Linked DNA regions of Homo sapiens: region 1 is linked to region 2. Evidence: chromatin loops called from intact Hi-C (ENCODE). Cell type or tissue: IMR-90. All regions are shown on one strand. Region 1 overlaps LINC02663 (long intergenic non-protein coding RNA 2663). Region 2 has its middle 200 kb from the start of CELF2-DT.

Region 1 (5,000 bases), 1.1 Mb after region 2:
TAACTTAGTAGAGCTAAGAAATACTGTATAAGATCACAAGATTAAACTGATACCTCCAAATCCAATCTAGTACTAAAGAGTTTTCTCCCCCTCTCCCCAATTATTTCCATACTCCTAATTTAATCACAGCAAAAATCCTGGCTCCAAACAGTAAATATAGTTATACAGGTGCTCAATTCTAAAATTTATACAAAAGCATACATAAATACTACAGCAAGTTAATACTACCATTCATAATAAACCTATTAAGTAACATTCAAAATTTCATTCAGTTTTGTTTTTCTTTAGACTATGTCTAATTCTAAATTTGTACAATTGGAGCACTATATTCAGAAATCACATATGTTTTCCAAGGATTATATTATCAATTTCATATAAAGCAAGTTTCCTTCATTTTTGTTTATATCCATATTTAGGATTTTCATGTTTATTTTGCTTTTGCTTTTATTTTTAATGTATACAATTACAACCTAGTTCACAAGCCAACATTATATAACATAGTCAGGTTTACTGGTTTACTTAGAGAAGACTTTCTCCTATCCATTCATCTCCACCATTGCCAGCTTCCCCACTCCCCACGTACCCATTTTCAATTGTTACTGGCTTATATCATAAGTTTCTTTTTGAGAAAAAAGTCAAGTTCTTATTTTCTCTCTTTTTTAAACCTACGTTTTTCAGGCTGCTTTGCTTTTTAAAACTATATTCTTATCAGTTCAGTTCATAGGATATTCTTCAATCTTTAAGCTGCTTATTACTCTATATATTTATAATATTTATTCAATCCATCTTTTACGGTTGAGCACTGAGGTAATTTTTTATATACTGCTATTCAAAAAACTGCTGCAATAAATAACCTTGTGCATCTATAGTTTTGTATTAGTGAATGTGTATTTTCAAAGTAAATTGTATTGCTGACTCAAAGGGTAAATGTAGATGTAATTGTGTTACATAGTGCCAAGCCCCCCTCCTTAATGTTAGAACATTTTGCATTCCATCAAAAATAAATGAGAGTGATCTTTTATTGACAAATGTATTTCTCATTGTTTTAACCATTTCCTATGACAGCAAGCAGAGTGTCTGCAATTTAGTGGCAATTAAAAACATGGTTTTCATTCTAGATACCTTCACCATTTGCATCTAAGTGCTTTCCAACAGGATGAGAAGAAAATTGTATATAATTTTTTTTTAAGTTTTGTAGAGCCATATTAGAGAGAGAATAAATGAACTTGGAAACATATTTGATAGCATTCTTTCAAATATCAGGCAATATTTTAAAAATTACCTGCCAATGAGTTTTTTCTCCAACCACATAGGAATTCAATAAAAATCTTAGTATTGTGGTATGTAAATCCCTGCACCTTTGATCATACATGTAAGAATATGGTAATAATCATGTGTTAATTCTAGAACCAGGATTTGAAAATAAACTGGGAAATGAGGACAAGAAATCTCCCAGGAACGCACAACCACCCTCCTACCATTTTGTTAGAGGTGACCGAGGGGACACAGGTCACAAAATGCTGCTGCTTAAGAGACTCACTTTCTATTAATGAGTGAAGGGGTAAGGCCCACATCAAGGGGCTGTTCCAGTTGAGAAGCTAACAGAGTATGTTATGCTGAGGACTAAATGCCAAAGTAAACTAAACACGCATTAAATAATAGCGCCTTCAAACTTTCGTACTGTCTCAAAACCAGGGCTAAACCCGCTTTTGAATTCCATCTCCTCGAGCAGTTTCATTTATACTTCTTAGTTGTTCTGTTGAATTATAACAGAAAAGACAAGATCATTTATAATGATATCCTAGCTGTTGACAACCTGCCATGATAAACCAATACTCCTAACATGAGTTTGCTGCATTGGTCACAAGCACTGAATAAACATTTATCAGAGTGCCTTGGATAGGTCTTTTAGTAAACAGTGGTTTAAAAACTATTTTAAAATGTATTCCTTTTGTATTTCTACTACCGTGTGAATCTGTTTTTCCATTCACATTCAAATGCTAATTGATGGTGTATATTCTTAGGAAATGTTGCTGTTGATGTTGGTTAATTCACAGTAACCAAGTGGTGCAAATTCAGATTATATGTTCAATTACTTTAGTATATTGTTTGCCTTCAGTACTTGTCATCAACCAAATGTTTTTTTGTTTTATATGTGCAATAATTTTTGTGGCAATTATGTTGCTATGAATCACCATGATATCAGCCTTCCCAAACGTTGTCCCTGTATTATATCACTTAACCCATTAATTTGTAACTTTCAAATATTATAACATTAAATGCCTTAGAACAACTTACATTTTTCTCAGTGGGCAAATAACTTAAATCTAAGGAATAGAGCAAAGTTATACTACTCTAAATAAATCCCAGTGTCATGTTAGTGGACACAATATAAAGTGAAAATAACAAAATGTAATGCATTAGCCTCCATCCTCTCCAAGGTACTCTTGTTCTGAATAGTAACAGGCCTGTTTTTCATGAAAATCTTTTTTTTTTTTTTAAAGATAATTTCTACCACAATCTTCTTCCAAAAATATTAACTTCAATCAAATTCTATTATACATTTTAACTATCAATTGATGCCTTGAAAGTAAGGTTTTAAAAAAATCTATTTTAATAAAAAAATTCACTGTATATTTTATGATTGTTTTACTATCCCTTTGCCAACAGCTCCCTCTATGTTCCACAACACAGATACTTCTTTTTCATCCTCTGGAATACACTCTTAGAAAAGAGCTTAAATAATTCAGTATTATATAGAGAACACCAGGAATATAGATTTTTTGATGCCCCTATTTTCAGAGGTGTGACTTTTTGTTTAAACTAGCCTTTTATTGTTTTTGTTCATTTTTAAAAGATTGATTCACTTAACTCCAATTTTAATTACATTTTACACATATGACTATCTTAAGTAGAAAGAACTGGGATCATGGAGGCAGACATAATATACTAACATATTTGACAAGTTTCCTTTCCCTGGAAATTATGTGTATTCCCTATTTATGTCAATATTTCACTAGTAGGATAAAATTAAGCTGGGTTGACTTTTGAAATGAAACATAGTTAAGGAGGAGGACATTTTGTTAAAACAAAGCTAAGTATCAGTTAGTGGAAAAAGCTAACAACCAACCCCAGAGGCCACCCCTAATCTAACTAAGCAATTATGGAAGGCTTACAATTTTGTGTGGGAAAAAAATACAGTTAAAACAATGATCTGTGAAATAAAATTTCACAGTTGTTTTCTTTGTGTTCAGTAGTATCAAATGCGTGAAAAAGTGACTGCCAAACCACACTTCCTGCAGCATCATTACTTACTCCCTGCTCTCTTTTCTGTGGACTTCAGAATTCTTAACACAATATTCCAAAGAGCCACAGGGTTTGCATATTAGATAAAAGCTACTAAGTTACATTAATATCTCCCCACTGGAAAATATATTTTAAAATTTTGCTGAAGCAAGTGTACTAAATTTTTGCTATAATAATTTGGAAGTTTATGCACCATGATCAAACTAGTTTGTAAAACTATTTTATACTGTATATAAATATTTTTTAATTTGTAGCTTAAAGTTAATTTCAAGCTATTCCGTCCCGTTTTATCAAGATTCCAATGTGATCTCTGATAAGGAATTTGTTCTAGATTACTTGATTACACAGAAATGTATACATTTAAACTTATATTTATATATAAATATATATGTATATGTATATGCATATGTATATTATGTATGTATATATGCGTGTATATATACACATATAATTATGTATGTATATACATATGTGTATATATGTATGTGTATACATATATACCTACACATACATAGACACACGTGTAATGATTTTTGTGGCAGTTTTATATATATATGTGTGTGTATGTGTATCTATCTATCTATCTATCTATCTATCTATCTATCTATCTATCTGTCTATCTATATGCATTGTACCTAAGTGGGATAGAAATTATAGAAAGTTGAGTATTATGAAACAAATATCTGTACCCACATGGAATGCATATTAGAACACCTCATTTTCTTACTTAAAATATTTTTCACAAAAACCTAAATTAAAGAGATATTCTTTCCATTTTAAAAACTGGTAAATTGAACATCAGAAAGTTTAGATAATTTACTTAAGTTACACAGCTAATGTATGTCAAAGTTGAAATGTGTCATACATTTGCCTGATTCCTAAGATAGGGTTCTTAACATTCCTGCGATATGGTCTCCTTTTCAAGTTGGCCCCTAAATGTGGTGCAAATGTTATTGGGAAAACACACCATACATGTTATTTGTAAACTATATGGTCTATGATCTTTGTAAATTACTTTGTTCAAACAAAATTGTACTAGAGGAAAAGACTATTGTCATGGTTACTCAAAAGGCTGCTGTCTCAAATATAAAAATGAGATTTACAAATTAAAAAATCCACATTCAAAAATCTCAAAAGGCTGGGCATAGTGGCTCATGCCTGTAATCCCAGCACTTTAGAAGGCCGAGGCAGGAGGATCACTTGAGGCCAGAAGTTCAAGACCAGCCTGGGCAACATAGCAAGACTCTGTCTCTAAAAAATAAACAAACAAAATCTCAGCAGCGAGGTCAAGAAATATGAACAGAGAATACACAGAATAAGAAATACAAAGATCTTATCAACAGAACGACACAGCAGTAGTCCAAGAACAGTAACTAAATAAGATGTTACATATTGCTTACCTACTGGCATAACATTTTTATAGATTTATAAAAGCTTGTGTTTGTGAGGATATAGAGTAAAAGAATCTCAAACAGTGATGACAGAATTATATATTATATAAACCATTTGGGAGGACTGTATATACATTTTAACTCAAGTATACTTTTAGTAATCTATCTCATAAATATGCAAGAAAATATGTACCAAGATGCATATTACAGCTTTATTTGTAAGAACCAGCTCAACTTGTTGAAATTTGGAAAATGTTTAAAGAAGATACTGATCATCCATGTTGTAGAATAAAAGAATGGAAT
Region 2 (5,000 bases):
AAACTGACGATGACATACTGAAGAATCTATTTGGGCTTTAATTACATAACATGTGGCTACTGTTGAGTTAGAAATGTAATAATATTTCTGTTGCATGCTGTGATTCATCTTGGATGGATATTCAGGGCCAGGGATATGAAAGCCTGATATCACTGATAAATAACTATAAACAAAAAGTCAGCCTTAACATGTTTTTCAATGGGTCAGCCAACGGAAGCATTTCTTATCATCTTACCCTGTATTTTCCAGCATCCACAAACAATTTTACTCTCTCTTCTGAGCATTATGTGAGAAATAGTGAACTTTCAGTATTTCTTCCTGTTTTCACCTCGGTTTAGCTACTGACATAAACATTCTTTGAACCTGTTTTCAAATGGATTGAATAGCTTTTATAGCCAAAATCAATGTCATATTAGTTTGAGACTGGTCAAAATTTAAAGAGTTAAGAGTTCTTGAAACTTGTTCTCTATCAGTGTATGAATATCCTGGATTTTTCTTGTGCTTTTATTCTTTGGGGGAAACTAGGGAGGAATTGCAACATATGAGGCAATTCCCCTTGAACGATCCTAAATATTAACTTGTAGCCGCTTGCTTCTGAACAACCACGGAGAAATAACCAGAGATTAATAAATGTTGCTCAATTTCATGGTTGTTCTTGGGCAAGTTCCTCCTCACAATATTTTGAGTGTACACAGCAGCTGCTGCACGCTTAAAATGAAAGGTTTTTCACGTTCACCTCTTAGCCCCTGTAATATTTCAGCTAAGCCTGCCTGAGGACTTCCTCTCTTCCTTTGATGGAAATAATAAAGTATGATGAGTTTGCAATAACAGCTCTCCTTTCCACCACCATCTTATTTCTTAGAAGTGGAACAATAGCTCCTTGTACTGCTGTGAATAAGACCCTTCAGAACAGTGGAGTTCAGACCAAGAAGCTGGAATGGGGCTTTGTTTGTGCCAAGTGCTGTGGGGGTCATGGAAAGACATCTTGACACTGAGTTGCCATGGAAGCATTTGATGTTGTAGTGACACTTCTCTTTTTCGGCAAGTGGTTAATGTGCTCTCCAATTAACACATCAGAAAGCAAAGCTACTATGTCAAAAGATCATCTGGTAGATTCCAAGGCTCTTGCCTATTTCTCCCTCCACCATTGCTGGTTTGTTTGCACTTTTTTTTTTGTCAATTTAGCATTAAAATTTTCCTTAAAGAAAGACATCACTTGCTCCAAAGACCAGGGTCATGGAGAAGGGGGTCACTTTTACTACAAAATGAGACTTCTTAGGCACACAAATTTCCCTTTTGTCACGTGCTTCCTCATCTGCCTACCATGCCTGCAAATCTCTGTATTCGGAAGTGACTGACCTGCCAGGACACAGGGTGAGAAGCCACTACAGGGAATCAGGCCAGTGCTGGAGGATCTCAGCTTGCGTTGTCTCTGTGGTGCAAAGTCACCAGGCAGACGTTCAATGGTGGCAGCTGCTGCTGAGTTTTTAACTCACTGAGAAGTCATGCACATTTTAGTCTTATCTTAAGCCTGGGCAAATATCTAACTGTCTACTGGAGTCACTGGATCTGAGCCCTGAAGGGTGGACCTTTCCACATGAAGTCTGAGTGCATTTCTTTGCATGGATTGTTCTACCTTGGACATATGCAGGTAAATTGTGATATGAAGAGAATTTATGTCTCCTAGTGGCTGAGCTGGTACAGTGGACGTGGTTGGAGGCCGCTCAGACCCTTTTACCAGGCGGGTGCTCCCATGCACCCAGTGCTGTGTGCTGGCTGTTAATGGCTCACAGCTGTTCTCCTCTCCAGGGACTTTCCCTTGACCTCCACCCCCCGCAACTCTCCAGGAGCCTCCTCATCCCAGAGGTACCTGGGAGGCTACTTCTACTTGCAAACCCCATAGCCCTGGAGCAGGGCTGTCCTCAACAAATGATTGACTGATGTTTAGATACAAAGGTCTGTATCTCTTACCTGAGATGAGATGCTCTAGAACTTTCTGTGGGATGAGAATAAGGCTGAAATTCATCTGAAACCACCTCTTTACTTAACTATTCCCTACCTCACTTGCTTCCCTTCCTGCCTAATATGTTCCTGCTGGGGCACTCCCTCAATTCACTCCTTGCATAAGAATTCCTGTCTCAGCCTCTGCTTCAAGGGAAAGTGACCCTAGAAACGTGGTAACTAAATCTACTATGATGATGTTCTAACTTTCACAGTACAGTTATCATCACTTATATATCTATTTAACATTTGAAAAGTTAAAGGAATATACCTCATTTGTTAAAAATGCAGATAGGTGTTTACAACATTTGCCAGCAATTCCACTCCTAGGTATATATCCAAGATAAATGAACTCAAAAGGCCTTGGACATATATCTTCAAAAGGCCTTGGACAAGAATGTTCATAGCACCTTTATTCATACAAGCCAGAGCCTGGAAACCACGCAGATGTGTCTATCAGCAGAAGAATGTAAACATAAACTGTGCTGTGTTTATAAAACCGAATCCAACTCAGCAATAAAGAGCATGAGCTATGAATACACACAACCATAGTTGAATCTCAATGATATCTTGCTGAGAGAGACCAGATGCAAAAAGGAGACACTATATGATTCAATTTAAATGGAAGTCTACCGTAGACGAGTAATCCATGGTGATAAAAATCAAATCAGTGATTACTTTGCAAGAGGATGTGGAAATGGCTGGAAAGGGGCAGGAAGGAGTTTCTGGGACTGGAGAAGTATTCTGTCTTGATTTGCATTCATCAAAACTTATTGAAGAACACATTTAAGATCTGAGCATCTCACTGTATGTAAATTATACCTCAATTTTAAAAAGGCAGATGTAAAAAAAAATCTTTTTCTGAGTTTTGTTTATTTTGATCACACACTTGTGTTGAACAGGGACTATGACTAAGTTATTCAGAGTCCCCGACACAGATGACAGTGATTGGTGGCAATATGTTAGCATCCCTGTGTGTTCGTTCTGTAGAATTTTCCATTTGGGTTCAATTTACTTTAAGTTTACTTTGGATTACAGAAAGGGATAGAGAAAGATTGTTGATTCTCCAGGTTCCTTTAAAAAATGAATGTCATATAGGTCATGCTTTTGGATGACACTTTGCAAAAATGTAAAATGTTCTATCGTTCATTCATTTTTCTTCTATTACACATTTTAGTCTGCTTATGGCATTGCAGGTACTGAATTAGAGGCTAGGGAATATAAAGAAAAAAATAAATGCTGTCTCAGCCTTGAAGAATGAGGTGAAGGAATTGATTGTAGCCATTACAGCAATAAAATACTGGGAGTGCCTAAGAGAAGTACTGTACTAGGCATAGCAGCTGCTGAATGGAGCGGGTGGAGAAATCCATCTGGGGGTGCTAGGAAAAGCTTGCTAAAGTAAGTGGTGGTTGGAATAAACACCCACAGCATCAGTAAGCCACAGAGATGGCATGGGCTTGCTGAAAGGTGAACACTCTAGACTTAGGTAAACCAAAATTAAGACCTTTGCTCCAACACACACTATCACTTGGGCAATTTTCTTATCCTTTTTGAGCCTCCACTTTACTATTTTTAATCTGGGATAAAACTTACCTTGCAATGTTGCTATGACATCATACATAGCTATTGTTGTTATTATTATATCTGTGAAAGGTGACATATTTAAGTCATGATCATCCGTGAACAGTTTATCAATTAGCAACCCAATTTAACAGCAAGAAAAGGTTCCTGATGAAATTCTTTTGGGGGAATCAAAGGTAAGTTCCATTTTATTGCCATTTCCTGCTTCTAGAGGAGGCCTGGTTTCCTTGGCTCATGGCCCCTTTCTCTATCTTCAAAGCCAGCAGCATATTCAGCTCTCTCTGAACTTCTATTGTCACATCTCCTACTTACTCTCTGCTTTTGTCGTCACGCCACCTCTCTCTCTCTGACCCTTGTGCCTCTCTCAACAACCCTGTGATCACCTTGAGGGCATCTGGATAATCCCAGAAAATCTCCCCATCTCCAGATCCTTAATCAACCCTGCTAAGTCTCTTTGAAGCCATTCTGGTGGATCTGAGTAGCTGAAGGGTACAGTTGTTGAATGAAGGAGAGGCCAGGTAGGGCTGGGGAAATGCCTTGCCTGTCACTGAGGGAGCTGGAACCGAAGGCACTAAATAGTCCTCATGCTGACAACCTGAGATCTGTGTGTCTGGAAGTCAATTCTGTTTAGGGTATGCAGGGTGGTTTGAAGGGTCTGGGAACTGGAGGTGAGGCCAGAACCTTGGATGCCATTGCAATAGGACAGGTAAGGTATGAACTAGAAAATTCACCAATGCCCAAGATGGATTCCTTCCTCACTCCCCATAATAAGAGGAGCGATTTGAAGCAAGAAGATGAGGAGGGGAGGGAGAAGCATGACATTCTTGCTTTCGAGAGTTTTGACAGAATAGGTAATTGCTAAAGGAAAATAACCTACATGACACTCATTGGCAATTACTCACTTTGAAATTCCTTTAAATATTGCAATACTGAGGGCATTTTAGACTTGATAACATAAATATTTTATTAAAGAGCAAACAATTCACTGACTAATCTTACTGGAAGAAGATTCTCTCATTATGGAAACAGTGACAAATTATTTGTACATGGGGCACATCTCTTTAATATGCTCCTGTTTCTTTATGAAATTGAGGGATTAGTCGGATCAAGAAAAACGAAGGAGCAAAAACCACTATTATCAGGCTCTTGAGGTAGCTAGTATTAAATAAAGCAATTTGAACAGCATTTCTACAACAAGGGTCTAGGTAGCTTCTGTTTGATTTTTCCAATAATCAGAGGTCAAACAATTGTGAAGCATTTTTCTGGTGAACATTTATTATTTTAACCACCCCAGTTATGCAGATCTGTTTATGAGTTCAACTCTGGGTAAGTGGTTACAAATGCCCTTCAAACCAAAGAGAAAGCTCTTTCATTGCACTTGTAGTTTCTGTAATTCTAAAAAAAGACCTAGATATTCT

The links. Hi-C counts contacts between places; a loop is a spot of excess contacts. Peaks named below come from ENCODE experiments on the same cell type or tissue, not always from the same donor. Only the 100,000 strongest peaks of a DNase experiment are listed, where the experiment ranks them.
Region 1: a loop joins it to region 2, with 4 times the contacts of the local background. A loop is called at or near these places in 6 of 110 quality-filtered maps.

Annotation. Positions count from the first base shown.
Region 1 is chr10:9,606,467-9,611,466 of GRCh38, reverse strand. The region is part of intron 5 of LINC02663 (long intergenic non-protein coding RNA 2663); the gene reads left to right. Among named protein-coding and RNA genes, the nearest start is that of LINC02663, 270 kb to the left of the region's middle. In IMR-90, a CTCF peak has its summit at 2,679; no DNase peak of the experiment used is centred here.
Region 2 is chr10:10,658,872-10,663,871 of GRCh38, reverse strand. It overlaps a transcript of CELF2 not described here. Among named protein-coding and RNA genes, the nearest start is that of CELF2-DT, 200 kb to the right of the region's middle. In IMR-90, no CTCF peak of the experiment used is centred here; a DNase peak (open chromatin) is centred at 2,491; H3K27ac peaks cover 1,675 bases.